3 separate regions of the Homo sapiens genome follow, and regions 2 and 3 are each linked to region 1. A link is a contact called in ENCODE Hi-C or POLR2A ChIA-PET data. All regions are on one chromosome and are shown on one strand. Each heading gives the region's core, a stretch centred on a gene start or an enhancer-like site at or near the end of the contact. The rest is flanking DNA. Distances are from core to core; before and after follow the strand shown.

Evidence for each region. Hi-C counts contacts between places; a loop is a spot of excess contacts on that map. ChIA-PET counts read pairs that join two places held with the same protein, here RNA polymerase II (POLR2A). Pooled maps may share reads with other maps.
Region 2: a loop to region 1 is called in a pooled map, with 7 times the contacts of the local background. The contact joins the promoter of TPGS1 here to the enhancer-like site in region 1. A Hi-C loop is called at or near these places in 1 of 168 maps with a recorded cell type or tissue (naive thymus-derived CD4-positive, alpha-beta T cell), 1 of 37 single-sample maps with no recorded cell type and 9 of 50 pooled maps. POLR2A ChIA-PET finds 5 or more read pairs at or near these places in 9 of 52 experiments (CD4-positive, alpha-beta T cell, CD4-positive, alpha-beta memory T cell, activated CD4-positive, alpha-beta memory T cell and 5 more).
Region 3: a map of naive thymus-derived CD4-positive, alpha-beta T cell shows a loop between it and region 1 (9-fold over the local background). The contact joins two enhancer-like sites. A Hi-C loop is called at or near these places in 3 of 168 maps with a recorded cell type or tissue (CD4-positive, alpha-beta T cell and naive thymus-derived CD4-positive, alpha-beta T cell), 4 of 37 single-sample maps with no recorded cell type and 12 of 50 pooled maps. POLR2A ChIA-PET finds 5 or more read pairs at or near these places in 4 of 52 experiments (CD4-positive, alpha-beta T cell, CD4-positive, alpha-beta memory T cell, T-cell and 1 more).

What each region holds. Positions count from the first base shown.
Region 1 is chr19:606,628-611,145 of GRCh38, forward strand. It overlaps HCN2 (hyperpolarization activated cyclic nucleotide gated potassium and sodium channel 2), which reads left to right. Exons shown (of 8, transcript NM_001194.4): 4 at 1,337-1,555; 5 at 3,632-3,778. LOC107987266 (a long non-coding RNA gene) reads right to left here. Exons shown (of 2, transcript XR_001753828.2): 2 at 3,313-4,518. Among named protein-coding and RNA genes, the nearest start is that of HCN2, 19 kb to the left of the region's middle. RefSeq lists an enhancer at 4,283-4,518. Within about 2 kb of position 2,509, at least 5 of the 41 ENCODE cell types and tissues checked have a DNase peak (open chromatin) inside an H3K27ac peak, as active enhancers do.
Region 2 is chr19:504,455-508,972 of GRCh38, forward strand. TPGS1 (tubulin polyglutamylase complex subunit 1) reads left to right here and starts at 3,043. Exons shown (of 2, transcript NM_033513.3): 1 at 3,043-3,390. The coding sequence starts at 3,053. MADCAM1-AS1 (MADCAM1 antisense RNA 1) reads right to left here and starts at 3,435. Exons shown (of 3, transcript XR_936221.4): 1 at 2,922-3,435. MADCAM1 (mucosal vascular addressin cell adhesion molecule 1) reads left to right here. Exons shown (of 5, transcript NM_130760.3): 5 at 291-889. The coding sequence ends at 511. RefSeq lists enhancers at 2,119-2,976, 2,849-3,188 and a silencer at 2,189-2,318.
Region 3 is chr19:679,202-683,719 of GRCh38, forward strand. It overlaps FSTL3 (follistatin like 3), which reads left to right. Exons shown (of 5, transcript NM_005860.3): 3 at 1,073-1,288; 4 at 2,132-2,359; 5 at 2,449-4,184. The coding sequence ends at 2,507. Among named protein-coding and RNA genes, the nearest start is that of FSTL3, 5.1 kb to the left of the region's middle. RefSeq lists enhancers at 1-47, 1,732-2,281, 2,282-2,830 and silencers at 502-811, 842-1,621, 1,812-1,911. Within about 2 kb of position 1,775, at least 41 of the 41 ENCODE cell types and tissues checked have a DNase peak (open chromatin) inside an H3K27ac peak, as active enhancers do.

The DNA of each region.
Region 1 (4,518 bases), core at 1,259-3,758:
GGATCACCTGAGGTCAGGAGTTTGAGACCAGCCTGACCAACATGCTGAAACCCCGTCTCTACTAAAAATAAAAAATTAGCCAGGCGTGGTGGCGCGCACCTGTAATTCCAGCTACTGTAGAGGCTGAGGCAGGAGAATCGCTTGAACCCGGGAGCAGAGGTTGCAGCGAGCTGAGATCACACCATTGCACTCCAGCCTGGGCAACAGAGCCAGACTTTGTCTCAAAAAAAATAAATAAAAATAAGTAAAAGCAAAAGGAAGAGGCCGGGCGCGGTGGCTCACGCCTGTAATCCCAGCACTTTGGGAGGCCGAGGTGGGGCTGATCACCTGAGGTCAGGAGTTTGAGACCAGCCTGACCAACATGGAGAAACCCCGTCTCTACTAAAAATACAAAACTAGCTTGGCGTGGTGGCGCATGCCTGTAATCCCAGCTACTTGAGAGGCCAAGGCAGGAGAATCGCTTGAACCCGGGAGCGGAGGCTGCCGTGAGCCAAGATCGTGCCACTGCACTCCAGCCTGGGCGACAAGAGCGAAACTCCGTCAAAAAAGAAGGAATAATAAATGAAGTTAGGTCCCAGATACTCCTTGCTTCCTAGCTGAGATGTGCTGACTGTTAAGAAGGGTTAGTTATGGGAGCCCTCGGCCGCTACAGTCAGGTTAGTGGCCAGTGAGCCTTTGTCCCTGCCTGGGGAGTGCTGTGCCCCAGCGTCCAGCCACATATGGGACTTGGGATGTGTTTGGTTTGGACACAGAGCAGGTGGGCATTGATGGGGTCAGGAGCTACAGAGGGAAGACCCGCCAGTGCCCCTCCCCAGAGCCTGGCACAGCTGCCCAGGCTGAGGCAGCCCATTGTCTGGCTGCCACCCGCACATGCGGTCCCATTTCCTGAACAGAGCCCCGCGGCTCCCCTTTCCCGGCCGGGTCAGCTGAGGACTTGGTGCGGCAGGACCTCCTGGGCCGGCCTGGTGTCTCTGCCCGCCCTGCCCCTCTGCTCTGGCCCAGATGCTCCCTGGAACTTTTGCCCCCTCTTGACCTCACAGATGCTCTGATCTCAGAGGCTGCAAAAGGCGGGACCCAGACTCTCGCCCTTGGGGTCTCAGTTTCCCCAGGAGTGAAGCGGGCAGGTAGAATCAGCCCTGGCCCTCCTGCCAACTCACTGTGACAAGTGTGCAAACCATGTCATCTACCTGGGTCTCCATTTCTCTTGGTTACCTCTGAACATGGGGAGCTCACCACCTCCAGTGCTTGGCAGAGGGTGGGCGCTGGGCCCTTGAGGACCGAGGGCTCCTGGGGCGTGAGCACCTGCCCACCACCGCCCCTCCTGCTGGCCTTGCAGAACCACTCGTGGAGTGAACTGTACTCCTTCGCACTCTTCAAGGCCATGAGCCACATGCTGTGCATCGGGTACGGCCGGCAGGCGCCCGAGAGCATGACGGACATCTGGCTGACCATGCTCAGCATGATTGTGGGTGCCACCTGCTACGCCATGTTCATCGGCCACGCCACTGCCCTCATCCAGTCGCTGGACTCCTCGCGGCGCCAGTACCAGGAGAAGGTCTGAGGGAGGCGGGCCCCGGCCTGGGTTCTGATGGGGGAGGCGGGCCTGGATCTGGGGTCTGAGAGAGAGTCAGGCCAGGCCCTGGGGTCTGATGGAGGGAGGCAGGCCCGGTCCTGGGGTCTGAGGCTGGAGGGAGGCCTTGCCCTGGGGTCTGAGGGCGGAGGTAGTCCTTGTCCCGGGGTCTGAGGGGAGGGGCGGGCCCGGCCCCGGGGTCTGAGGGGAGAGGCAGTCTCAGCCCTTCACTCAGCTTCAAGTGGCGCGCTCAGGGCAGAGACCGCGTGATGGGGAGCAGGGGACCCTGGGGGTCTGTGGCTGTGATTAGGAGGAGAAACGGCCGGTGGTGAGAGGTTCTCTGACCCTGTGACAGGGAGGGAGGTCCAGAGCCTGGAGATGGACGTGGGGCGGGGGCTGGGGAGGGGATGCAGGCTGGGCAGGAAGGGGTGAGTTGGGATCAGGGCAGGACAGGGTCAGTCTTTGGACATCGGGAAGCCCCCGGGCTGAAGGGGCATTGCCAGGAGGCTGGGCCCACCTGGGGGTCTCTAGGCCGGCTCAGGATGGGGCTGGGTTAGGGAAGGGCCTGGCGGGGTCTGAGAGGCCTGGGGTTGCTTCAGGACACGCCGGTGGCCGGCAGTCAGGGCCAGGCTTCAGGGAGAGCAAGGCTGCCCCACTGCTCAGATGCGGCCTCTGGCCTGCAGCGTCCATTGGGTTAATCCTAGGCTTGGCAGTGGAGGGGACACGGGGGAGCTGGGAGGGGTGGAGGGAGATTAGGATTGGCCCCATTGGCAGCCCCTGGAGTTGGGCCTCATGCACCACTCTGTGCCTCAGTTTCCCCATGTTAGGCGGCTGGCTGGTCCTGGCTGGGAGCCAAGTGCCCCCCTCTCCCGCGCCCCGAGCAGTGGCTGGCTGGGTCAGCTGGGCCCCGTGCCAGGCGCCCTGCTGTCCGGAAGCCACGGGCCTCACACCCAAACATAAGCTGGTGCCACCACCCGCCCGCCGTCACGGGTTCCGCTGAGCTCAGGGCAGCTGCGGCCGGGCGGGGCTGGGGCGGAAGTGAGGCTGGAGCTGCCGGGGGGCACCGTCCTGGGGACAGCAGGGCCTGGCACCCCCGCCCAGCACCCACGCTCCCTTCCCTGCTCAGGAGGGGCTGACCCGATGGTTTCTGGAAAGATCATCAGGGAAGGGCCAGAGCCCCCGGGAAGGGGGTCCTGTGTGTCAGGGTACCTGGGGCCTCTCCTCGTAGAGTCAGGTGCCCACCCATTCCTCAGGGATAGGGTTGCTAGATAAAGTTCAGGGCACCCGGCCTGGTGCAGTGGCTCCTGCCTGTAATCCCGGCACTCTGGGAGGCCGAGACAGGCCGATCGCCTGAGGTCAGGAGTTTAAGACCAGCCTGAGCAACACGGCGAGACCTCATCGCTACAAAAAATTAAAAAATTAGCAGGGCAGGGTGGTGCACACCTGTAATCCCCACTACTCAGGAGGCCGAGGTGGGAGGATCCCTTGAGCCCAGGAGTTCAAGACCAGCCTGTGCAATATGGCGAGACCTCATCTCCACAAAAAATAAAAGAATCAGCCAGGCGTGGTGGCGCACACCTGCAGTCCCTGCTACTCAGGAGGCTGAGGTGGGAGGATTGCTTGAGCCCATAGGCGGAGGCTGCAGTGAGCTGTGATTGCACCACTGCACTCCAGCGTGGGCCACAGAGCGAGACAGTGTCTCAGAAAAAAAAAATGGAATTTATCATTGAAACGAATTCAACTTTGATTTAAATAGAAGCATGTTTATTTGCTCTTGTTGAATCTGGCCGCCCCTGTGTGTGGCGGAGGCCTGTCTCCCCGCTGTGGGCGGGGGCTTTGTCTGACCCAGCCCTGACCCCCCACAGTACAAGCAGGTGTGAAGGCCTATCTCCCCGCCACAGGCCGGGGGGCTGTCTGACCCACAAGCAGGTGCCCGTGTGCCCGCTGCAGGCTGGGGGCGGTGTCTGACCCAGCCTCGCCTCCCCACAGTACAAGCAGGTGCCCCTGTGCCCGCTGCAGGCCGGGGGCGGTGTCTGACCCAGCCTCGCCTCCTCCCCACAGTACAAGCAGGTGGAGCAGTACATGTCCTTCCACAAGCTGCCAGCTGACTTCCGCCAGAAGATCCACGACTACTATGAGCACCGTTACCAGGGCAAGATGTTTGACGAGGACAGCATCCTGGGCGAGCTCAACGGGCCCCTGCGGGAGGTGAGGCGGGCGCCGGGCGGGCGGGAGGCAGCCTCCGGTACAGGGCCGGCCTCCCTCTCCTGGAGCCCAGGAGCCGGTCCCTGAGGGAGGCGAGGTGCCTAGGCTGCAGCAGGAGGGACTCGAGCTAGACCTGCGTACACACCCTCCCCTCCCCGCCCCGTGAGCCTCTGCACCCCCAGGACCCCCGCCACCCCCGCCTTGCTTCCCGCTGCCCCCTTAGCAGAACTGCCTGGGTCTGTGCCTGACAGGGCGGGGCAGAAGCAGGGCAGGGGGTGGGGAGGGAGGAGCCGCAGAGGCCCCGCTGAGCACCAGGTCCTGGGGGCACTGAGGCTGATTGGAGCGGGTTTAACTCCCAGCTCTGTTCCGGTAGCCTGAGTGACCCTGGGCAAGTTTCCCAGGGTTGCGGGAACAAATACCCACAGGCTGAGTGGCTTGAACAGCGGAGATTCGGCCTCCCACCGTCCTGGAGGCCGGAAGCCCAACATCAAGGCGTGGGCCGGGCCGTGCTACCCCCCCGGAGCCCCTGGGGAGGATCCTTCCTGCCTCTTCCGGCGTCTGGGGCTCCAGGCGCCCTTGGCTTGCAGATTGATCTCCCTGATCTCTGCCTCCATCTGCTCACAGCCTTCTCCCCTGTGTGTCTCTGTCTCTTCTTGTAAATTCATCCGTCGTTGGATCAGGGCCCACCCGGTTCCTCGTGGCCTCGCCTTAACTGGGCCATGTCTGCAGAGACCCTATTTCCA
Region 2 (4,518 bases), core at 1,793-4,292, 100 kb before region 1:
GTTTCACCATGGTCAGGCTGGTCTCGAACTCCTGACCTCGTGATCCACCCGCTTTGGCCTCCCGAAGTGCTGGGATTTCAGGCGTGAGCCACCCCGCCTGGCCTGGACTGCCCATTTCTAAACTCTAAGGTGCTATGCGCATTTCAAAAGGGTCATGGTAAAGTCCTTTGTGAAATTTCAGGGAACGTGGTAACTTTGGAAGCACGTGTAGCCTCTGAGGGGCTCCTCCCTTCCCAAGCCTGCAGAGGCCTGGAGGGCTCTGACCGGGGTCTCCTGCACTCTCTCCCCAGCGTCCAAACCTGCGGGTGACCAGCTGCCCGCGGCTCTGTGGACCAGCAGTGCGGTGCTGGGACTGCTGCTCCTGGCCTTGCCCACCTATCACCTCTGGAAACGCTGCCGGCACCTGGCTGAGGACGACACCCACCCACCAGCTTCTCTGAGGCTTCTGCCCCAGGTGTCGGCCTGGGCTGGGTTAAGGGGGACCGGCCAGGTCGGGATCAGCCCCTCCTGAGTGGCCAGCCTTTCCCCCTGTGAAAGCAAAATAGCTTGGACCCCTTCAAGTTGAGAACTGGTCAGGGCAAACCTGCCTCCCATTCTACTCAAAGTCATCCCTCTGTTCACAGAGATGGATGCATGTTCTGATTGCCTCTTTGGAGAAGCTCATCAGAAACTCAAAAGAAGGCCACTGTTTGTCTCACCTACCCATGACCTGAAGCCCCTCCCTGAGTGGTCCCCACCTTTCTGGACGGAACCACGTACTTTTTACATACATTGATTCATGTCTCACGTCTCCCTAAAAATGCGTAAGACCAAGCTGTGCCCTGACCACCCTGGGCCCCTGTCGTCAGGACCTCCTGAGGCTTTGGCAAATAAACCTCCTAAAATGATACAAACGTGTCAGTTTTCTCAGTTGACACCCACTCCGTGGAGAGGAGAGGTCTGAGGGCTCCGGACAGCAGAGGGTTGACTGTGGGTCCTGCCCTGATGGCTCCATCTCCCTCATCCCACAGTCCGGGGCTGGAGAAGAAAGTGTTAGAAATGCTTGTTCCCCGGTGCCGTAAAGAAATAGCACTTGAATATAAATGTCATTTCCTCAGCAAGGCCACTGTTTTACTTTCTGCAGAAAGGGTACACTGGCCAGCAGTTTTGCCACGAGAGTATCCAGAACAAAGGAGACAGGGTCATTTATAACCTGACGCGTCCACCCTACTGCTCTGTCCGGTTTCCATTGGCTGGAACGGGACGGTTTCCATTGGCTGGAACGGGACCTCACATTCTGTATTTATCCCGATCGGCTAGCAGCTTGGAACTTTTAAAAAGAGGCAAAGGCAGAGGAGAACAAAGGAAGGAAGAAGTAGCTTGTGGAATGCTAAGAAAGGTAAAAACACCTTCAAATAAGGAAGAGGAACAGGTTATGACCTAATGCTTGCTTGGACCAGTATAAGCATGCCAGGGCAGATATTTAGCCTACATTGTGGGCACTAAGAACATAAAGTATGTTGATTTCCTTATTACATTATATATATTCAATATAACATTAACAATTAATTAACAAAGAATGTTAGCACAGGTCTTTTGTTTGTTTGTTTTTTGAGACAGAGTCTCGCTCTGTCGCCCAGGCTGGAGTGCAGTGGCGCGATCTCGGCTCACTTGCAAGCTCCGCCTCCCGGGTTCACGCCATTCTCCTGCCTCAGCCTCCCGAGTAGCTGGGACTACAGGCGCCCGCCACCACGCCTGGCTAATTTTTTGTATTTTTAGTAGAGACGGGGTTTCACCGTGTTAGCCGGGATGGTCTCGATCTCCTGACCTCGTGATCCGCCCGCCTCGGCCTCCCAAAGTGCTGGGATGACAGGCGTGAGCCACCGCGCCCGGCCTACCACAGGCCTTTGAATACATTTTGCTTCTAAGAGAAGTTACTATTTATTCCTAATTAGATGGGGAGGAAAGTCTCATTTGAAGAGGAACCTCTACTTCACGTTTTACAAAGGGCATTTGGTCTGCCCGCCAGAGATTCCTGTGCTGGGAGGATGGTGGAACGGTCCCCCGGCAAACAGCTCTCATTGCCCCCTGCCCGGGGCAACGCCCCTGAGGGACGGGGACGGCACCCAGCAAGCTCTGCCCGGGGCGGGGAAACGCGAGGGCTTAGTGGTTTCCTCGGTGAGAAGCTTAACCAGGAGTCCCCGAAAGCAGTGAGGGAAGATCCACAGAGGTCGCCTGGGGAAACACACCCAGAGGCGGCTTATGGAGGAGACTGCTTGTGTTTTGAGGTGGCTGCGGGCTGCGGAGGGTTGGGAGGGCCGGGAGGGCGGCCGGAAGCGAGGTCAGGCGATGAAGGCCTGGAGGTGCCAGCCCGGGGGCCCTGGAGAGCCATGGCAGAGTTTACAGCTCTGGAGGCTGCGGTGTCAGAAAGCTCCCTCTGGCGGTCAGGGGGTAACAGCGCGGGATGCTCGCCCGTGTGGCCGCCAATAGGGGCTCAGCGCAGCTGCAGCGGAGCTGGGGAGGGGGCTTCTCCCACGAGGTGAGCTACGCACTCAGACGTTGACTGAGTTAGGCGGAAGGCCAGGCTGAGCTCGACCCCCAGCACCAAGGCTCAGAGATGAACATGAGAAAAGGGTCTGGGGGCCGGGCGCGGGGCTGGGTCCAGCAGTCCTGGGCAGGTCCAGCCCCGCGCATGCTCCGTCAGGCTTCTCTGCTAACCAGGGAGACTGGTTGCTAGGAGACCATGCTAATGAAGGACTCGCTCACTACCCAAATGGCAAGCAATCCGGCTTTGTGCCAGAAACGAAGCACTTCCGAGGCAGCCATTTTGGAGTCTGGCAAAATTCAGGACCGAGGCCAAAGCCAGGAGAGCCAATCAATATACACAAAGAGGGAGGAGAAGAGAGAGTGCCAATAAGGACACAAGGAAAGTGGTAGCGTACCCTTGTCACTTCCCAAAGTCTCCCAGCGGGATACCGGTGCCCTCTGCCCTTAATCAAGATGGCCGCCTTGGGGGGGCTCTAGCGCACAGTGGAATATGGCGGTGCTTCCGGTCCCGCTGCCCTCAGCGAAGATGGCGGCAGTGGAGAAGCGGCGGCAAGCGGTACCACCGCCGGCCGGTTTCACGGACAGCGGCCGCCAGTCGGTATCCCGGGCGGCGGGGGCGGCCGAGAGCGAGGAGGACTTCCTGCGGCAGGTCGGCGTGACGGAAATGCTACGTGCGGCCCTGCTGAAGGTGCTGGAGGCGCGGCCCGAGGAGCCGATCGCCTTCCTGGCTCACTACTTCGAGAACATGGGCCTGCGCTCGCCTGTAAACGGCGGCGCCGGGGAGCCCCCGGGCCAGCTCCTGCTGCAGCAGCAGCGCCTGGGCCGCGCGCTATGGCACCTTCGCCTGGCCCACCACTCCCAGAGGTGCGCAGTGGGCCGGCTTGGGCGGGTGGGGCAGCGATGGACTTCAACTCCCAGCATGCCGCGCGCGGCTCCCTACCCGCAGCGCCGGCGCAGGGGCCCGGGGCTTGCTGGGAGTTGTAGTGCGCGATGCCTTCTTGGGTGGGATGGATCGGACAAGGTGGGCTGGAGGGTCCGGGCTTCGGTCCGGCGCTAGGCAGCGCGCTGCATGCGGCGCGAGTCCTTCTGGCCGGCTTCGCCTTCTGTGATGCCTTTTTGCAGGTGCTGAGTTTCCCCTTGCAGTTCATGATTTTCAAAATCGTGCAGCTCAAGAGGACTTGGCCCGAGGTCGCAGAGCCAGCCCCCGAGCCAGGTCCTCCTAGTCGCCTCCTTAGCAGCCTCATGTTATCCCCGTCCATTCAGCCAGAACGTGAATATTTACAGAGAGCAGCGCAGTCACCCAGGGCCCCCATCTTAGGGGACAGGCTCCCAGCGGGCAGGTGGGGATTCCTGGAAGAGCCTGGCGATGTGCGGGCGGGTTGCAGGGAAGAGGCCCAGCAGGTGCAAATTTAGACCCCGAGTGTGGGGCACACGGGAGGCGGGAAAGCCACGGAATTTGGCTGAAGCATGCGAGGCTGCAGGTGCCTACGCGCGGTGTCCCCTGGCTGGGGCCAGTTCTGAGCCCAGGGAAGGTGGTTGGGGACTATCTGTTGGCGTTGGGGATGGATGGGCTGATGTCTTTTGTTGGGGGGGGGGTCCCCAGAAGCGGAGCCTGAGGTAGGCATTGTGTGTGCAGGTGATTTTACAAGGGGGTGCGCCCAAGAGAACCCAGGAAGGGGGTGGGAAGAGCAGGCAGGGAAGGATGCCAAGCAAAGGTGCCCTTTCAGCCTCATAACCAGGGCATAAGCGCCCACCATGGCAGCCCTCGCCAGAGTCCCAGAGAAGTTCGGGGGGAGAAGAGAGATGGGGAGTGTCCCCCCTACCACGTTCAGGGTGCACAGGTGTCCAAGATCATACTCAGATAAGGGTGGCAGGGTGTTGGGTACCTGGACAAGGAGCAGACTTGCTCCGGTGGCCCAGTGGCTCTGAAGGCCCCGCCCGATGATTTGCTGGAGCCAGGTGGGAGGGGAGCGGGCAAGGGCAGGCCCAGAG
Region 3 (4,518 bases), core at 525-3,024, 72 kb after region 1:
GGACGGAACTCAGGCCCCCTTCCGTTCTCGCTCGCATAAAAGCCACCCTGGCCGAGCATTTCCAGATGTGCCTGTGAGCCGCTGTGCCGGGGCCGCCCAGGTGCGGCCCACATGCCCTGCAAGGGCTGCGTGGCGGGCGCTGGCCATCCCCTAAGGAGTGCCGCACTGCCTTGGAAGTGGGGCTCCCTCGTCAGCCCCACTTTACACACAGAGAAACTGAGGCTGGCACATAAACTCAACAGCTGTGTTCAGAGGCCCTACCAGACCCCCAGATAACAGAAAGGGGGTTGGTCATCTGGGTCCTGGCTGCAGCTTTCAAACTGAGGTGCTTGGGCCCCTGCACTCATAGCTGCGACCCGGCCTCAGTTTCCCCATCTGTAAAATGATGACTTGGGAAGATGCGATAAGCCTAGGAGGCGATGAGCATTCACATTGAAAGCGGGGGCGGGGACCCCAGAGAGAGCTTCCCTAGCAGGACCTCAATATCCCTGTCTGAGCAGCGGGGCTGCGGGGCAGCTCCTGGTTCAGAGGCCTAGGGCTGTGGGGGGCCCCCTCCCCTGGAATCGCTCCCCAGGCCAGGAGGGCCGTCCAGCGCCCCGCCCTCCCCGACGCCTCCTGGGGGAAGGTCCTGGCAGCCCCAGACTCGCGCCTGGCAAGGGCGGAACACCCCAGGCTGACGCAGCTGGGGCCCCTCCGGCCTTCCCAGAAGAGCGCGTGCATCGGGAGCAGACGTCAGCCAGCTGCAAGGAGGAGCGGCCCGGGGCTGCGTAGCTCCGCTGGACCCCGATTCCGGGCAGAGACCCCCCCCCGCCCCGGCCCGCGCGCACCGAGCCCAGCCCCCGCCCCCCAGCGCAGGCGCAGCGCGGACCTCGGCCCCACCGGTCCCGCGCCCGGACCCTGAGCCCTGCCCCTGGGAACCCGAGGGCCCCGACTCCGACTGACCCTGACCTGGGACGGCGCCCCCGCCTCCGCCCTGCAGAAGGGGCGCAGGGAGGGGCCCCGAGGCCTTCGCGCGGCCCCACGCCCGGGACCCTCCCGCGCCCGGCCCCACGCGCGTGTCCTCTGTCCGCAGATTCGTGCGACGGCGTGGAGTGCGGCCCGGGCAAGGCGTGCCGCATGCTGGGGGGCCGCCCGCGCTGCGAGTGCGCGCCCGACTGCTCGGGGCTCCCGGCGCGGCTGCAGGTCTGCGGCTCAGACGGCGCCACCTACCGCGACGAGTGCGAGCTGCGCGCCGCGCGCTGCCGCGGCCACCCGGACCTGAGCGTCATGTACCGGGGCCGCTGCCGCAGTACGTGGGGGCGTGGTCTGTGGAGGGGCGGGGCGGGACCTACCGGACCTGCGCGTCATGTATCGAGGCTGCTGCCGCAGTAGGCGGGGGCGGGGCCTGGGGCGGGACCACCCGGACCTGAGCGTGACGTATCGGGGCTGCTACCGCAATGCGTGAGGGCCAGGCCTGCGGGGGCGGGGCCTGCTGGAGGGGCGGGGCCTGCTGGAGGGGCGGGGCCGCTGCCGCAGTGCGTAGGGGCGGGGCCTCCAGCCCAGGACAGGTCACATGGGTGGCGGTGGGGCCTGAGTAAGGGCGTCTTTATACTTCCGAGGGAGTATCACGGGGTAGGGTCTTTTGTAGGGTTGGGATTTGGAAAATAGTGGGCCTCTGGGGGCTCACACTGGGCAAGAGGTATGTGGCATGGTCAGAGCGGGAGCGTGACTCAGAGAGGGGCTTGTGGGTGTAACCAGAGGGGCATGATGGAACCAGGGGGGTGAGACTGGGTCATGTAAGGGGCGGGGCTCTTGGCTGGGGCGTGGTTCCTGGGTGGAGATGGGCGGGGATTTGTGGGTGGAGTTTGGGTGGGCGGCCCCGCAGTCGCGGAGGGGCGGGGCTTTGGGTAGCATAAGGGGCAGGAGCTCACGAAAGAGGTGTGGCTCCTGGGTACAATGGGAAGGGCAGGGCTTGTGGGTGGAGCCTGAGGGGTGGAATGGAGAGGGGGGCTCACGGGGGGCGGGGGGGTGCTTGTGTCTCCTACCAGAGGGTTTTCGCATCTTGGGGGTTAAGGGTGGGTCTTGGGGCCAAGAGCCCTGCGGGGTTCTCAGCGAGATGTCCCCTGAACTTCCCCTGGCACCCGGCCTGCAGAGTCCTGTGAGCACGTGGTGTGCCCGCGGCCACAGTCGTGCGTCGTGGACCAGACGGGCAGCGCCCACTGCGTGGTGTGTCGAGCGGCGCCCTGCCCTGTGCCCTCCAGCCCCGGCCAGGAGCTTTGCGGCAACAACAACGTCACCTACATCTCCTCGTGCCACATGCGCCAGGCCACCTGCTTCCTGGGCCGCTCCATCGGCGTGCGCCACGCGGGCAGCTGCGCAGGTGCAGACGCAGGGCGGGGGCACAGGCCTGTCCTGGGGGCCGGAGAACCCCCTGCCCTGCGCCCTCAATGCTCTTATCGACCCTTGCAGGCACCCCTGAGGAGCCGCCAGGTGGTGAGTCTGCAGAAGAGGAAGAGAACTTCGTGTGAGCCTGCAGGACAGGCCTGGGCCTGGTGCCCGAGGCCCCCCATCATCCCCTGTTATTTATTGCCACAGCAGAGTCTAATTTATATGCCACGGACACTCCTTAGAGCCCGGATTCGGACCACTTGGGGATCCCAGAACCTCCCTGACGATATCCTGGAAGGACTGAGGAAGGGAGGCCTGGGGGCCGGCTGGTGGGTGGGATAGACCTGCGTTCCGGACACTGAGCGCCTGATTTAGGGCCCTTCTCTAGGATGCCCCAGCCCCTACCCTAAGACCTATTGCCGGGGAGGATTCCACACTTCCGCTCCTTTGGGGATAAACCTATTAATTATTGCTACTATCAAGAGGGCTGGGCATTCTCTGCTGGTAATTCCTGAAGAGGCATGACTGCTTTTCTCAGCCCCAAGCCTCTAGTCTGGGTGTGTACGGAGGGTCTAGCCTGGGTGTGTACGGAGGGTCTAGCCTGGGTGAGTACGGAGGGTCTAGCCTGGGTGAGTACGGAGGGTCTAGCCTGGGTGAGTACGGAGGGTCTAGCCTGGGTGTGTATGGAGGATCTAGCCTGGGTGAGTATGGAGGGTCTAGCCTGGGTGAGTATGGAGGGTCTAGCCTGGGTGTGTATGGAGGGTCTAGCCTGGGTGAGTATGGAGGGTCTAGCCTGGGTGTGTATGGAGGGTCTAGCCTGGGTGAGTATGGAGGGTCTAGCCTGGGTGTGTACGGAGGGTCTAGTCTGAGTGCGTGTGGGGACCTCAGAACACTGTGACCTTAGCCCAGCAAGCCAGGCCCTTCATGAAGGCCAAGAAGGCTGCCACCATTCCCTGCCAGCCCAAGAACTCCAGCTTCCCCACTGCCTCTGTGTGCCCCTTTGCGTCCTGTGAAGGCCATTGAGAAATGCCCAGTGTGCCCCCTGGGAAAGGGCACGGCCTGTGCTCCTGACACGGGCTGTGCTTGGCCACAGAACCACCCAGCGTCTCCCCTGCTGCTGTCCACGTCAGTTCATGAGGCAACGTCGCGTGGTCTCAGACGTGGAGCAGCCAGCGGCAGCTCAGAGCAGGGCACTGTGTCCGGCGGAGCCAAGTCCACTCTGGGGGAGCTCTGGCGGGGACCACGGGCCACTGCTCACCCACTGGCCCCGAGGGGGGTGTAGACGCCAAGACTCACGCATGTGTGACATCCGGAGTCCTGGAGCCGGGTGTCCCAGTGGCACCACTAGGTGCCTGCTGCCTCCACAGTGGGGTTCACACCCAGGGCTCCTTGGTCCCCCACAACCTGCCCCGGCCAGGCCTGCAGACCCAGACTCCAGCCAGACCTGCCTCACCCACCAATGCAGCCGGGGCTGGCGACACCAGCCAGGTGCTGGTCTTGGGCCAGTTCTCCCACGACGGCTCACCCTCCCCTCCATCTGCGTTGATGCTCAGAATCGCCTACCTGTGCCTGCGTGTAAACCACAGCCTCAGACCAGCTATGGGGAGAGGACAACACGGAGGATATCCAGCTTCCCCGGTCTGGGGTGAGGAATGTGGGGAGCTTGGGCATCCTCCTCCAGCCTCCTCCAGCCCCCAGGCAGTGCCTTACCTGTGGTGCCCAGAAAAGTGCCCCTAGGTTGGTGGGTCTACAGGAGCCTCAGCCAGGCAGCCCACCCCACCCTGGGGCCCTGCCTCACCAAGGAAATAAAGACTCAAGCCATTTTGGGGTGTCCAGGCCTCAGTTTGTCTCCTCTCTCAAGGCTTCAGGCCGCCCCCACGGCTGTGGGATGGGCAGCCTGGGGCCTGGGGTGCCGCATGGGTGCTCTGGAGGCACGGGAAGAGAGACCCAGCATTAGTCCTTGGGCAGCCTCTGGCCGCCTCTGGGCCTCAGTGCCTCTCCAGGCAGTGGACAAGCCCGGGAGGGGCTGAGGCAGAGCGGGAGGGGAGGGAGAGAAAGGAGGTCTTTTGGGAGGGCACACAGGATAGACAAGATGGCTTAGGGCAGCCCTAAGACACCAGCTGGCTTGGGACCCAGAAATGGAGGCCCGGT